Linked DNA regions of Homo sapiens: region 2 is linked to region 1. Evidence: chromatin contacts called from ENCODE Hi-C or POLR2A ChIA-PET data. All regions are on one chromosome and are shown on one strand. The core of a region is the stretch at or near the end of the contact, and the rest is flanking DNA. Distances in the headings are between cores, read along the strand shown. Region 1 has its middle 97 kb from the start of LINC00161. Region 2 has its middle 130 kb from the start of LINC00161.

Region 1 (5,974 bases), core at 423-2,922:
TGGTGGTGATGACGTTGTCCACATTGTGAGCTTGGGCCTCAAATAGCCTGGCAGATTTCACTCTTGCTTGTCCTAGAATCCTGAGACCATGTGAGTGAGCTCAAGCTAGCGTGCTGGTGCATATGAGGCCATGTGGTGGAAAACCAAGGAGCTCCGGCAGACAGCCCCCAATCACCATGTACGTGAGGCCAGCCTGGATCATCTAGCTGCCAGACAATTTGCCAGCTGACTGCAGACACAGGAGAGGGCCAGGTAGAATGAGCTGAGCTGGGCTGCTCGGAAGAACTGCCCTCAGGATCATGAGCTAACTATTCATTCTTTTAAACCTCTAGGTTTTGAGGCAGTTGTTTCTTTTGCAGCACAAACCAACTCATACGCCACTAAAAACAAAATCAGACATGTCCTCTCCTTTGCTTAAAACGGCAGAATGCTTTCCACCACATGCTATAAGTAAGACCCTGAAGATCAGGATCTTGCTGGCCTCTCCAGGCTTAGCTCTTATTAATCTGTACCTCATGGTTTTCTCTCTGGCAATGTGGAAACACTTAATTTGCCTGTGCACCGTGCTCCTCCTTCCAGTTCCTTTGCTCTTCCTATACCTCCTTTCACATAGTGACCCTCTACATAACCTTCAAATTGCAGACCAGATCCCACCTCCTCCAGAAAGCCTGATGGGTTAGATGCCTTTGCTTATGCTTTTCTAATACTCCATTCATATTCCTACCCCTACACTTAAGGACTTTCTTTTAAAATATTTATGTTAATACCCTCTAAGTAGATTGTGAGCTTCTTGAGGGCAAGATTTGTATCTTGTTTTCGTTGTGTTCCCTCTGCTTAGCAGGGTGAATGACTATTGAATAAATGCATACCCCAAGTTTCAGGAATGTAAAACTAAAATGTGGAAGAAAATGGTACCCATAATTTGTGGCTACTTTGTACCTTCTAAAGATCAAATAACCACCCATGATTTTCATCTATTTATTTTCATGTCTATAAATTCTATTTTTCTCCTTTACAACAAGTTGCTTTCTGATTGAGATATACTTTATGGATTCAAATCAAATTAGAAGCAAGAACACAGAGAATTTTTTTTCTCACTCACAGCAGTTGTAAACTATCATGCTTATATTAAAATTCTTCAAAATGTAAAACTTAAAACTGGTCTCACTTTTTCATAATTCTGAACTCAGAATAAATGAATTCAGCTAGCTTGGCTTCCTAGAGAAATTCTACAATTAATTTCAGAGTAAACTCCTACCCCCGCATAGAAACCCACCTAGCAAGAAGGCTGCTCAAGTCTCAACATTTATGAGCCATGAATGCAAGTGTTGACTGAAAGTTTTTTGCTAACCCCAGGTGGAGAAGTGAGGCATTTGTGTGGCATGAGAGGTCTACGCCAGTCATGCCTCTGGTAATGCGATTCTCAGCTCTGTTGAGAGCAACACATGGGGATTCTTCCATTTTTTTTTTTTTTAATTTCTGTTACATGCAGAGGCAAGTGCCCACTGTTATATCAATGAAAAAATTGTGTATCCAAGTGATCTTTTAATCCCTTTGATTCATTGTGTCTCAAAAATCACACAAATGATAACCTATGAACACATCAATAGGAATGAAGGTTGGAAAGAAAAGAATCCAATGAAAACAAGAAAAATTAACATATCTCAGAATCACCACCCTAATATCATACAATGATGAATAAGATAAGTACATAACACACATACCCTTTCTGCCCACAAAATTGTGGCAAGGCTGAGTCAGTCTATGTACAGAAAAAGATATGAATATTTTGCTTGGAAATCCAGTCTGAAAACAAAGAGAGGAAATGACTTAGCAGAAGATTTGCACATGAACTACCCAGTCGACTCTGAGCACAGCAAATCAAACTGAACTACCTGAATGTGCCACTTGCTTTTAGACATTATCGGATAATCATTATGTCATACTTTTAAAGCTTGTTTAAGATTTCAGGTTTGTCTGTGAGGCTTCTGTCACGTGGCTTCTAAGCAAAAATGATCCCAGTTGTGATTTTGGAAATGCAGTTTTGAAAATTCTGATCACAAGCAATGCTGTATGAGGGACTCGGGTAAAAGTGATGGAGTCGTACTCTCTGCCCTGATTACAAATGAGACAGCACTTGTTTGGATCGAGCATCACAGCACAGATAATTACATAAAATGGGAATGGGAAGCAAGATGCATGTACTGTCATTCTAAGGAGATTATTTTCTTCATTGCAATATTGATTTAACTCCGGACAAAAAAGTACTCCTTTTCGTGAGTTTTGTTTGCCTGAGTCTCTCTGAACTTGGGCAGGTTTCACTTGGCAAATTACAGTGGTGCAGTGGGAGGCAGAGGTTGGACATGAGGGAATGGAAATTTGCAATTAGACAGGCATGCTTAGGGTAGTTAATTTTATGAAATGGAGGCAAAAGTAAAAGCATAATTTGGTGGATCAACGGAAAGCCAAGTTTGATGGTTTTACGTTAAAAAGTGATAAGATGTCTGTTTTTGTCCATCAAGGCTCCATTTTCAGCTCAGACAACAATAAAGCAGTTGCTAGCTCTACAAAAGAGGGCAAAATAGAACCCGTGTCCTAACTGGAGAACATGGGGTGGCCATGTGCGGAAAGCTGCATGTAACCTGTGGCTAGAGAATAGTGTCTGGCATCAAGCAAGTACAACAAGTAGGCAAAAGGGATAAAAAGTTACAGGATGAACCATTATTAGTGGGGTATTTTGAAGGCAAAATTTCCTTGTACTGAAGATACTCAATGTACCAAAAAAGGCAACTTATTTTTAAAGAAGATAGTAATAAAGGTCCCGAATGAAGGAACTACAACCACTGTAGGCAAGTGTGGAACAAGCACAGTGTGGATAAGGGTCTCTACTAGTTTCTTCAGTGGAACTGGCCCTTTAATAAAGCAATGCAACGGGGTGGTCTATGCATGTGTTGTCCAATAGCCACCAGCCACCTGTGGCTATTTAAATTTAAATTAATTAAAATGAGATGAAATAAAATATTCTATTCCTCAAGCATATTTACCACATTTTAAGGGCTCAATTACTACACGTGCCCAGGGCCTAGCATACTGGGCAGCACAGACAAATCAGTTCCATTATTGTAGAAAGTTCTATTAGACAGCACTGAAAGAGCATTGTCTTGGGAGCCTGGGAGTGAATCATGAGTCTGCAACTTAGTAATGGAGTGGCCACTGTTTCCTCATATTTAAAATAGGGCTAGGTGATATAGTACCTACCTCCTGGAGCTATTATGAGGATTAAATAAATGAGTTATTTTTAAATAAGATGTGTAGAACCATGCTTGGTACACAGTAGTGTAGTATCAGTAGTTTTTAAATGAATGGAGCCTGCTGCCTATATTCTATAGTTTGTATATATTTAAGCTCATGTTAATTTTTAGTGGTAATGATGACTAACATTAATTGTACACTTAATCCTTGTGGGCTTGATGTTTTACTTCCTTTGATTTAAGTGCCATTAAAATCTCATGAGGAAGACTTGATTATTACTTAATAGATGAGGATACCTGTAATCCCAGCACTTTGGGAGTCCGAGGTGGGCAGATCACGAGGTCAGGAGGTGGAGACCAGCCTGGCCAACATGGTGAAACCCTGTCTTTACTAAAAAATACAAAAATTAGCTGGGTGTGGTGGCAGGCACCCGTAATGCCAGCTAGCTTGGGAGGCTCAGGCAGGAGAATCACTTGAAACCGGAAGGTGGAGGTTGCAGTGAGCCGAGATGGCACTACTGCATGCCAGCCTGGGAGAAAGAGCGAAACTCCATCTAAAGAAAAAAAAAAAAAAAGATGAGGACATTAAACACATAGATCATAGATCATTCAGAGTTAATTTTGAACTTTGCTGACTTTTAACTGCTATAGCATTTACCTGCGTGATAAACTACCAGACTCCCAAGTCTATGCTATATTGTTTTTTATCCTTTAAACTAAATGTAACACATGTCTTTCCTGGCTTTAACTCTGAGTTAAAGAAATGTTCAAGAATACCTGGTGTAATAGTAACAGCTAACCTTCACAAGCACTTAACATATGCATCACATAGCACGTAATATGTGTCAGTCACTGAGCTAGAAACTTTATATGCAGTATATTAATTAATTTTATCCTTATAATACGTCTATAAGTTACAAACTTGTATTACCCCATTTTATAAATGAGCAAATTTAAGCTCAGAGAGGTTCGGTAAATTGTCTAAGTTCATATAACCAGTAAGTCACACAACTACCCCAAGGACTCAAATCCTATTTCTAATGTCTGTTTTCATAAGCCCTGTGCATACTGTCTTTCAGTAGAGAGTACAAGAATACACAGGTAGTTGACCTAGGGGGATGCTGCCTGACTAGTGCAAATACTGGTGCTCAGAATAGACAAAGTCAAGGAACTTCACTTAATAGCTACTTATCTACTTAAACAAGGCTATTTTTGTCCTGTGCTATGCGTGCATATCCTGACTCGCCCTTTCCTTGGGGAAAATTGGGAGAAAATAGTACATACATGGAAATGTACTGTTAGCTACTGCGACAGATTTGGCAAGGGCTGTGGACCACAGCCTCTCAGCAAAGGAGGAGAGCATCCCTGCCAGCAAATACCTGCTTCCCAAGCTCAGTTCCATAGGATTCCCCCCTTGCACACTTCCCAGTCTCCTTCCAAATCAGCTGGATCCCCGTGAGAAAAGGAAAAGTGATGTATTTGGGAAGTCAGATCTAAGCAAAGACCAACTCTCTGCTTGGAGTTCTCAAAATAATTTTTAATGAGATAAAGCTTCTTGAGTCAGAGGATATGACATTCTCATTTGCATGATTCAGAATGGCAGTGACGCCACGGGCAGTCAGTCATTGGAAAGGAGTTCCCGAACATGAAACGCTGAACAATTAAACAGGCACTGTAGCTGGCACAGAATGAATTATCTTAGATAACCGAAGCCTGTTCCATTGGGCCCAGCACAGGAAGCTGGTGACTATCAGAACTTCACAGTAGGTTATTCCTGTTACCGCCCTAACGTTTTCCTGGTGTGGAGACGGATGGCAGATAGGTTTCAGAAGGAGAAGTTGCTGAACTTCTTACCCTGAGCATAGTGTACAGTGCTTATTTACTTACACCTTTGTCTTTGCAATGGCTCAGAGAACTATTCGTATTGTATTACAATGGGAATTTGTAACCTGGTAGCCACGCAGAGGAAAAAGCTCTTTAAGTCATCTCGAAGTCATATACAGAAGGTTGATTTTGTGTCTTGAGAAAAGGGTTCACAGTTCCTGTTATATTCTGAAATGGGCCTCTGGTTTCTAAAAGAACAGAACTTTAAAAAATACTTGGCATTTAAAAAAATACTTGGGAATGTGGGTATGACTGCCAGACTTAGCTACTAACAGCCCATTTATTTGGTAGGCTTCCTGTTCAGTCTCTTCTATTCCCTAAAAAAGTTGCCATAATTTTGAAAACAAATAGACCCAGAGAATTGCCCTGTGTGCTTTTAGAATCACAGTTTCCACCTAAGTAGGAGTTTAAGATCTCACCTGTGGATTTTCAATAGTAAATGATGTCAGTAGTAAAGGTGAGGTATTTGTGGATCATCCTGGCTCATGGGGAGAGACAGCTTTGTTCATTTTCTCTTTGTGACTATGCACACTAGTGCTGGCAGGCCTTTTGACAACTGAGGACTGCATTCCTAACCTCTGTAGAGACCCAGCCTTGCCCTTTCAGTACACAGGTTCAGACTTGCTTCCTCTCAGGCCACCTGGAGCAAGTACTCCTTCTATAGTGATGTCAGTCCCCATAATCTCATCCAGTGGGTGAGTGTATCACAATCAGAGTTTGGTGGCTGGTTTTAGAGAAAAGCTGTGGATTGTGAAAATGGGGTCCGATCAAGTGGCAGTAATGCTAGGAGCCATAGGAATGGGAGGAAATAGGACTCTGACTATAAATTTCTTATGTGA
Region 2 (6,303 bases), core at 672-3,171, 34 kb before region 1:
CACTTATGTAGCTTTTTCAAGTCATATATTCATATGACCATATATGTGGGTTATATGTGAGCTAAGTGTTTGAGTTTGGAATGTTGCTGAGAATATAAATTTATCTGAAGTTTATTTTTGGAGTGAGAAAGTAGATTTAAATCCACTTTCAGCAATGTAAAGAGAAGTAGTGTCAGACAAATTTCTTTTCTTTAAATACTTCTAAATTTTCTGAATCAGACAAATTTCTGATTGGAGAAAACAGTTATGAATGATTCATTTGAATGATTGCTAAAACACTATCATGCATTTTTCTAGACAATCTTTCTTTCTTCCCCCTTTCATCCTTTCTTCTTTCTGTTTTTCTTTCTCTCCCTTCCCCTCCCTCTCTCCCTCCCTTCCTTCCTTCCTTCCTCTTTTTCTTTCCTTCCCTCCTTCCTTCTTTGCTTCCTTCCTTTCTTTCTTCCTTCCTCCCTCTCTCTTTCTCTCTCTTCTCTTTTCTTTCTTTCCTTCCTCCCTCCCTCTCTCCTTTCTCTTTCTTTCTTTCTTTCTTTCTTTCTCTTTCTTTTTCTTTCTCTCTTTTTTTATTTTTTTTCTTTCTCTCTCTCTCTGCCTTCCTTCTTTTTGCGTTTATCATGTAGAAGGAAGAATAGAAAAGGAAGGTATTTTTTGTTTGCTTAGTTGAATCAGGAGTTGGGAGATAAAAGGAAGAGCTGAGACTTAGCTCACATCTGTGAGGGAAGAATTACATTTTTAATTTTTAAATTAAAACAAGTCAAGAAAAATGGAAAGAGAGAGCAGCGTCAAGAAGAGAAAAAGAGCAGGGCATTTGGTTGCTTTGAGTCATACAAGTGTCTTGGATAGCCTACTAATACAGCACCACCTTAAACCATTGTCTTTAAATATTCTCTCTACATTTAATTTAAAGGAGGGGTGTACACTGGTTGGGGAACAAGAGGAGAAAGACCACCTCCTGGAGAGCCCGCTTTCTTCTCTATTAATGGAGAAATTCAGCTCAGGCCCCAAAACTTGCATGTTCTTTTCTACCAAACAGGAGCCTTGCACATTTCTGACAGGGCAGAGGAGCAAACATTTATTTGCAATTCTAGGATTCACCTCAAGAGTCTTTTTGGCTACAAATGACTTAAAGCTCTCTTTGTAAACATATGCAGTCCTCTCCTTGGAAAATATTATGGTCAATACCATTTTCTACATCTTAAATTTCCAGTGGAAATTTAACACCCAGTGATAGGCAGTATCCCTTATAGATTGGTACTTGGGGCAGTTGTTAACCTGAGGAAGACAGAGGGTGAGAAAGAGACAGAGAACAAGCCTCTGTGGAGGACAGGACTCAGCAAAGGGAAGTTCCAAATGATTTAACATCTGTTTCAAGTGAAGAGAGAACTAGACAAATGTTTAATGAGAATGATAACTATTTAAGCCTATGTTTCTTTTTTTGGGAGTTTGCTTTGCAAAAGAGCCTACTATCTAATGTGCTCTGGTGATTGAAAAACAACGTGTACTTTAAACTTGCCTATGACTGGTCATGTGATTGATGGGTCTTGAGTTGTTCTGCTCCACTGTAGAGTGAATAAGTCACAGAATTTCACAATTTTCTGTTTTCCAGCGAAATGATAGGGGAGACCATATATTGGATTAAAGGTTTTGCAAATTAAATTGTGAATATTAGTGCTATGGCAGAATTTACGTGTGACATTAAAACTAACATTTTCAAAGAGTGGAAATGATTCAGAGGATCATGTTTATGATTGTGGAAGCAACCGTCAGATGTAATAAAAAAGCCAAGCTTCCTAGTGACTAAGGGTGTAAACGAGATTTATGGAATGATGATATCCCTGGCATTGCTATACGAAACTCAGCTTCTTGGGAATTAGCATCAAGCACTCTGAGTCTTCTAAACACGTTATAAACACCAGGTTATTTGCCCACCCCACTCCTACCACACTGCAGTAATCCAGGTTGTATTTATCATCATAGTCTTCTGGGCTGGGAAATCACTTCTTCTAGTCCCAGAAATGTTTGATTTCATGTCAAATGAATACAGAGTTGGTCTTTGCTCACCTCTAAGGCTGGATATATGAAGAGGATTCTTCCTTTTCTAGCAGCCAGAGGAAGAGGTTGCCTGCAAAAGGAGGATGCATGGTAGCGTTAACCTGAAATCTTCCTCTCATGATTAGGGCCCACTTTATTACCTTGGGTTTTCAGACAGGATTTATTTGGACCTTTACTCTTTCTTCCAACAGTGCACTGCTTCTCTCCCACCACTGCCTGTTCTCACTTTCTTTCGAAGACGTGATTAAGTTTCCACATTTGTTTGGTCCCTCAAAAGGCAAAGATGAAGTACAGGAGAAATACATGGATCACAGGCAAGATCCAAAGCTGGCTGCAGTCTCTGAGGCCTGAGCCTCCCGTGAAGGCTCTTGCCCCTCCTTGTTCCATACATCTTTCTTCTTCATAGCAAGACACTCCCATTAAGCCCAAAAGCCCAGAGTGCAACTCAGATATACAATATATTACCTGTTGCATCACTTTCTTTGATATAGTTTGACTCTGTGTCCCCAACCAAATCTCATCTCAAATTGTAATCCCCATAATCCCCATGTGTCGAAGGAAGGACTTGGTGGGAGGTGATTGGATCATGAGGGTGGTTCCTCCCATGCTGTCTTGTAATAGTGAGAGAGTTCACACCAAGATCTGACAGTTTTATAAGCATTCGACAGTTCCTTTTTCACATGCTCTCTCTTGCCTGCTGCCATGTAAGACATGCCTCCTTAGCCTTCCGCCACAACTGTAAGTTTCCTGAGGCCTCCCCAGCCATGTGGAACTGTGAGTCAATTAAACCTCTTTGCTTTATAAATTACCCAGTCTCAGGGAAGTTCTTTGTAGCAGTGTGAAAACGGACTAATACACTTTCTAACAGGACAGAGCTCTGACAATACTTCTCAGATTCACTAGCTTAGTAGAAAGATCTGCCTTGCAATGTCAGCCTCCAAGAGTCTTGAGATGATAGAGGCTGTCTGTGTGTGAGAAGTTTTTCTTGAGTAGTTTTATTGAATAGAGAGAAACCGTGTCCTTATGGCCTCAAGACAGTACACAGCAATGAGAAAAGAAAATGGACTCTGGAGATGTAAAAGATACCACACATGGCTAAATGTTTGGTTGAGTGACAGAATAAATTCTATTTTAGGTTTTAATTTCATTTTTACAAAATAAAACTAAGAATATTTTTAATCATGTGGGACAGAGTCATTTGCATCAGTTCCTTTGCCCATTTAGACTGTAGGCTCTGTTTCTCAAAACTATAAATTCTGTATTTAGTTTAAGAAAGTATATTTTTGATTGAGGTTAACACAATATTTAAGTTAATGGAAAACATGCTTCCATTGCAGAGTATTTCCACCAGGATTGCTGGATTCTGTACAACAATCTGTTTCTATTTTGAAAAAAAAAATGATGCTGTTATATGACCTAAATATTCCTATTTTCTCTTATTTCACTCTTCTACATTCATATGCTTCGTTCTTCAGGTATATTCAAATAAATGACACACTGTGAATTCAGATGAGAATACTTCCTAGTAGTATATATCCTTAATGTTTCATAAAATTAGGAAAATTATTTTGCTTAAAGTCTGAGCCCCTTTTCAATGTAGGGAGCATGAGTTCCCACTCCTGCTACCCAAATAATGCTAAAACTGGGGAGAGGTTATGAGTTAGCTTTTGCTGAGTGACAAGTCACCCCCAAATCCATTGGCTCAAAATTGCAATCAGTTTTTCTTTCATGTGTATGGATTTCATATGGAGATGGATTGATCTAACTGCTCTTGGCTAAAAAGCTCTGATTCAAGTTGGGTCCAGCTGGGCTTGGCTTCTTGCTTGGGCTTAGGCTGGTCAATGTGTAACTCTGGGGTCCTGTCTGGACTGGCAGCAGCTACCAGGAAAAGCTGTTCTCAAGGTACAGATCAAGAGGGTAAGCAGGAACACGGTTTAAGCTTGGAACTGGCACTCTGTTACTTCGCCCACATCTCACTGGCCAAGTGAGTCACATGGTTAAGTCTAACCACAAGGTAGGGAAACAGTGGGAGGAACTGCAAAGTCAAATGGCAAAGATATGAAAACACAGAGGGGAAATAATTGGGAGCCAACATCCAATCCATCAGAAACTTCAGTTTATTCTCTTCCTTTTTTGAGTCTCACTCTGTCACCCAGGCTGAAGTGCAGTGGTGTGATCTCGGCTCACTGCAGCCCCCGCCTCTTGGGTTCAAGAGATTTTCCTGCTTCACCCTCCCGAGTTGCTAGGATTACATATGTGTACCACCACATCTGGCTAATTTTTGTATTTTTGGTAAAGACAGGGTTTCACCATGTTGACCAGGATGGTCTCAAACTCCTGACCTCAAGTGATTGGCCCACCTTGGCCTCCCAAAGTGCTGGATTACAGGCATGAACCACTGCACCCAGCCCAGTTTATTCTCTTCTTTCTACAAGTGGGAATGTTGTTGTGTCATCTTCCCTTCTTCCCTGGGACAGCAAGTCAAAAAGTAGGCACCTGCTCTGAATAGTGACTTGTCCTAATCTCTAGGCATAGCTTTCTGCAAACCAGTGATTCTCAAACTTTGGTGTATGATGGGATTATTGATGAGATTGGTAACAATACAGATCCTAGGTCCCATCCTCAAATGCATTACATTAGAATCACTGTGGGAAGGCCAGGTCATTTATACTTTTTAACAATTTCCCCAGGTGATTTTGATGCTCTTCAACATTTGAGACCTATATCACTAATACACGGTTAATTGAAGTGGTCAGTATATGTCTTGAATTTGATGGATGGAACCCTGGTAGTTTGGCAAGTGTGATTGATTGTATTATTGTTCAGCAAATACTGCCCTCGACCATACCAGCACAGGAGGCATGTACTTCCTTGTTACATAGCTATTGGACCTGGTCATGTGATTTATTTTGGTCAATGAAATGTGAGCAGAAGTGACCTACTTCCTGTTCAAATAAGGTTTTCAATTTGTTTATGTCGTTGCTTTTTTTCTCTTGTGTTCCTTCCCTCTGCCATGATAAAAACTTCTTTAGGTGGCTACAGCTGCATCAGCCTTTGAGCGATGTTATAAGTCTTAGACTGAGGAACAGGAACCAGATATATAGCCTGGAGCATAGTCACCATGGCTACCTCACAGATCCATGTGTGACAAACAAATTTCAGTTGTTATAAGTCAATGAGATTTTGGTATTGCTTCTTATGCAGCATTATTGCAGCAAAAGCTGAAAGATACATCCAATAACAGCACAGCAAAACTGGGATAAAATATGGTACTCTAAATTCCTTTTTCCACATTTCTGTTAGATTTCAAGATGCCTTTAGTGCCTTATTTAAGGTTATCTTTAATGTTTGTTCTAATTTGACTTAACCTGGTTGAAAATGCTGAAAAGGGGGAAAATTGGCTTATAACGAGATTTGACCAGGACCTAGAACACTCTCAGGATTGTTCTTGATACTAAATTTTCCCCCAAAGGACTTCTGTGTTTCCCAGACAGAGTACGAGTTTTTTCTCGTTTGCTGTTGGGTTGATTAGCAGTAATAACAATGAATACTTAATAAATATTAGTATATGCCAGGTGCCATCCTGAACACTTTCCATGTATTAATTCATTTAATACTCCCAACAACTCTATGAGGTAGTGATTATTATTAACCTTACTTGAAGGATCACAAAGGATCACACATTCGTAACTCAGATCCCACAGCTAGGAGGCCATACCAATGAGAAGATGGATTTCAGAACTTGTTTCCTTGACCCCTCTGTTGTTGCCTCTAGAATAGTGTTTTTAAATGAATTTCACCCTCTTTTACTTTTGTAACTTTTTATTTTTAACTTCTGTAGGTGCATAGTAGGTGTATATTTTATGAGTTACATGAGATGTTTTGATAGAGGCATGCAATGATGCAATGTGAAATAATCACATCATGAAACAACATAAATACTCCTAGAAAAGCAGTCTGATTTCCACCTAGAGCAGAAAGATTCCAGATTTCAGAAGCAAAATGTGTATTCGACACATTCTTGAGAGTGAAGGACAATCTGCTGCAATATTTGCTTCTTTATTCTCTCTTTCCCCCATTCTCATAGTTTTGGTTTAGAATACTTTTTTCCCATATTCTAATTCTTTCATCAAAGAAACACAAATTATGGCTTCTCATTTCACTTTAACCCAGAAACCTGATGGTGGATTATATACTTTTTAGCAAAGCACATCATTGGAATAAAAATCTGTCAAAACAACACATGTTTAT

The links. Hi-C counts contacts between places; a loop is a spot of excess contacts on that map. ChIA-PET counts read pairs that join two places held with the same protein, here RNA polymerase II (POLR2A). Pooled maps may share reads with other maps.
Region 2: a loop to region 1 is called in a map of PC-3, with 6 times the contacts of the local background. The contact joins two enhancer-like sites. A Hi-C loop is called at or near these places in 4 of 168 maps with a recorded cell type or tissue (MCF 10A, PC-3, heart right ventricle and 1 more) and 2 of 50 pooled maps. POLR2A ChIA-PET finds 5 or more read pairs at or near these places in 1 of 52 experiments (MCF 10A).

Annotation. Positions count from the first base shown.
Region 1 is chr21:28,632,954-28,638,927 of GRCh38, reverse strand. It overlaps a transcript of HEMK2 not described here. Among named protein-coding and RNA genes, the nearest start is that of LINC00161, 97 kb to the right of the region's middle. Within about 2 kb of position 1,672, at least 5 of the 41 ENCODE cell types and tissues checked have a DNase peak (open chromatin) inside an H3K27ac peak, as active enhancers do; they include PC-3, where a contact is called at or near this core.
Region 2 is chr21:28,667,237-28,673,539 of GRCh38, reverse strand. It overlaps a transcript of HEMK2 not described here. Among named protein-coding and RNA genes, the nearest start is that of LINC00161, 130 kb to the right of the region's middle. Within about 2 kb of position 1,921, at least 2 of the 41 ENCODE cell types and tissues checked have a DNase peak (open chromatin) inside an H3K27ac peak, as active enhancers do; they include PC-3, where a contact is called at or near this core.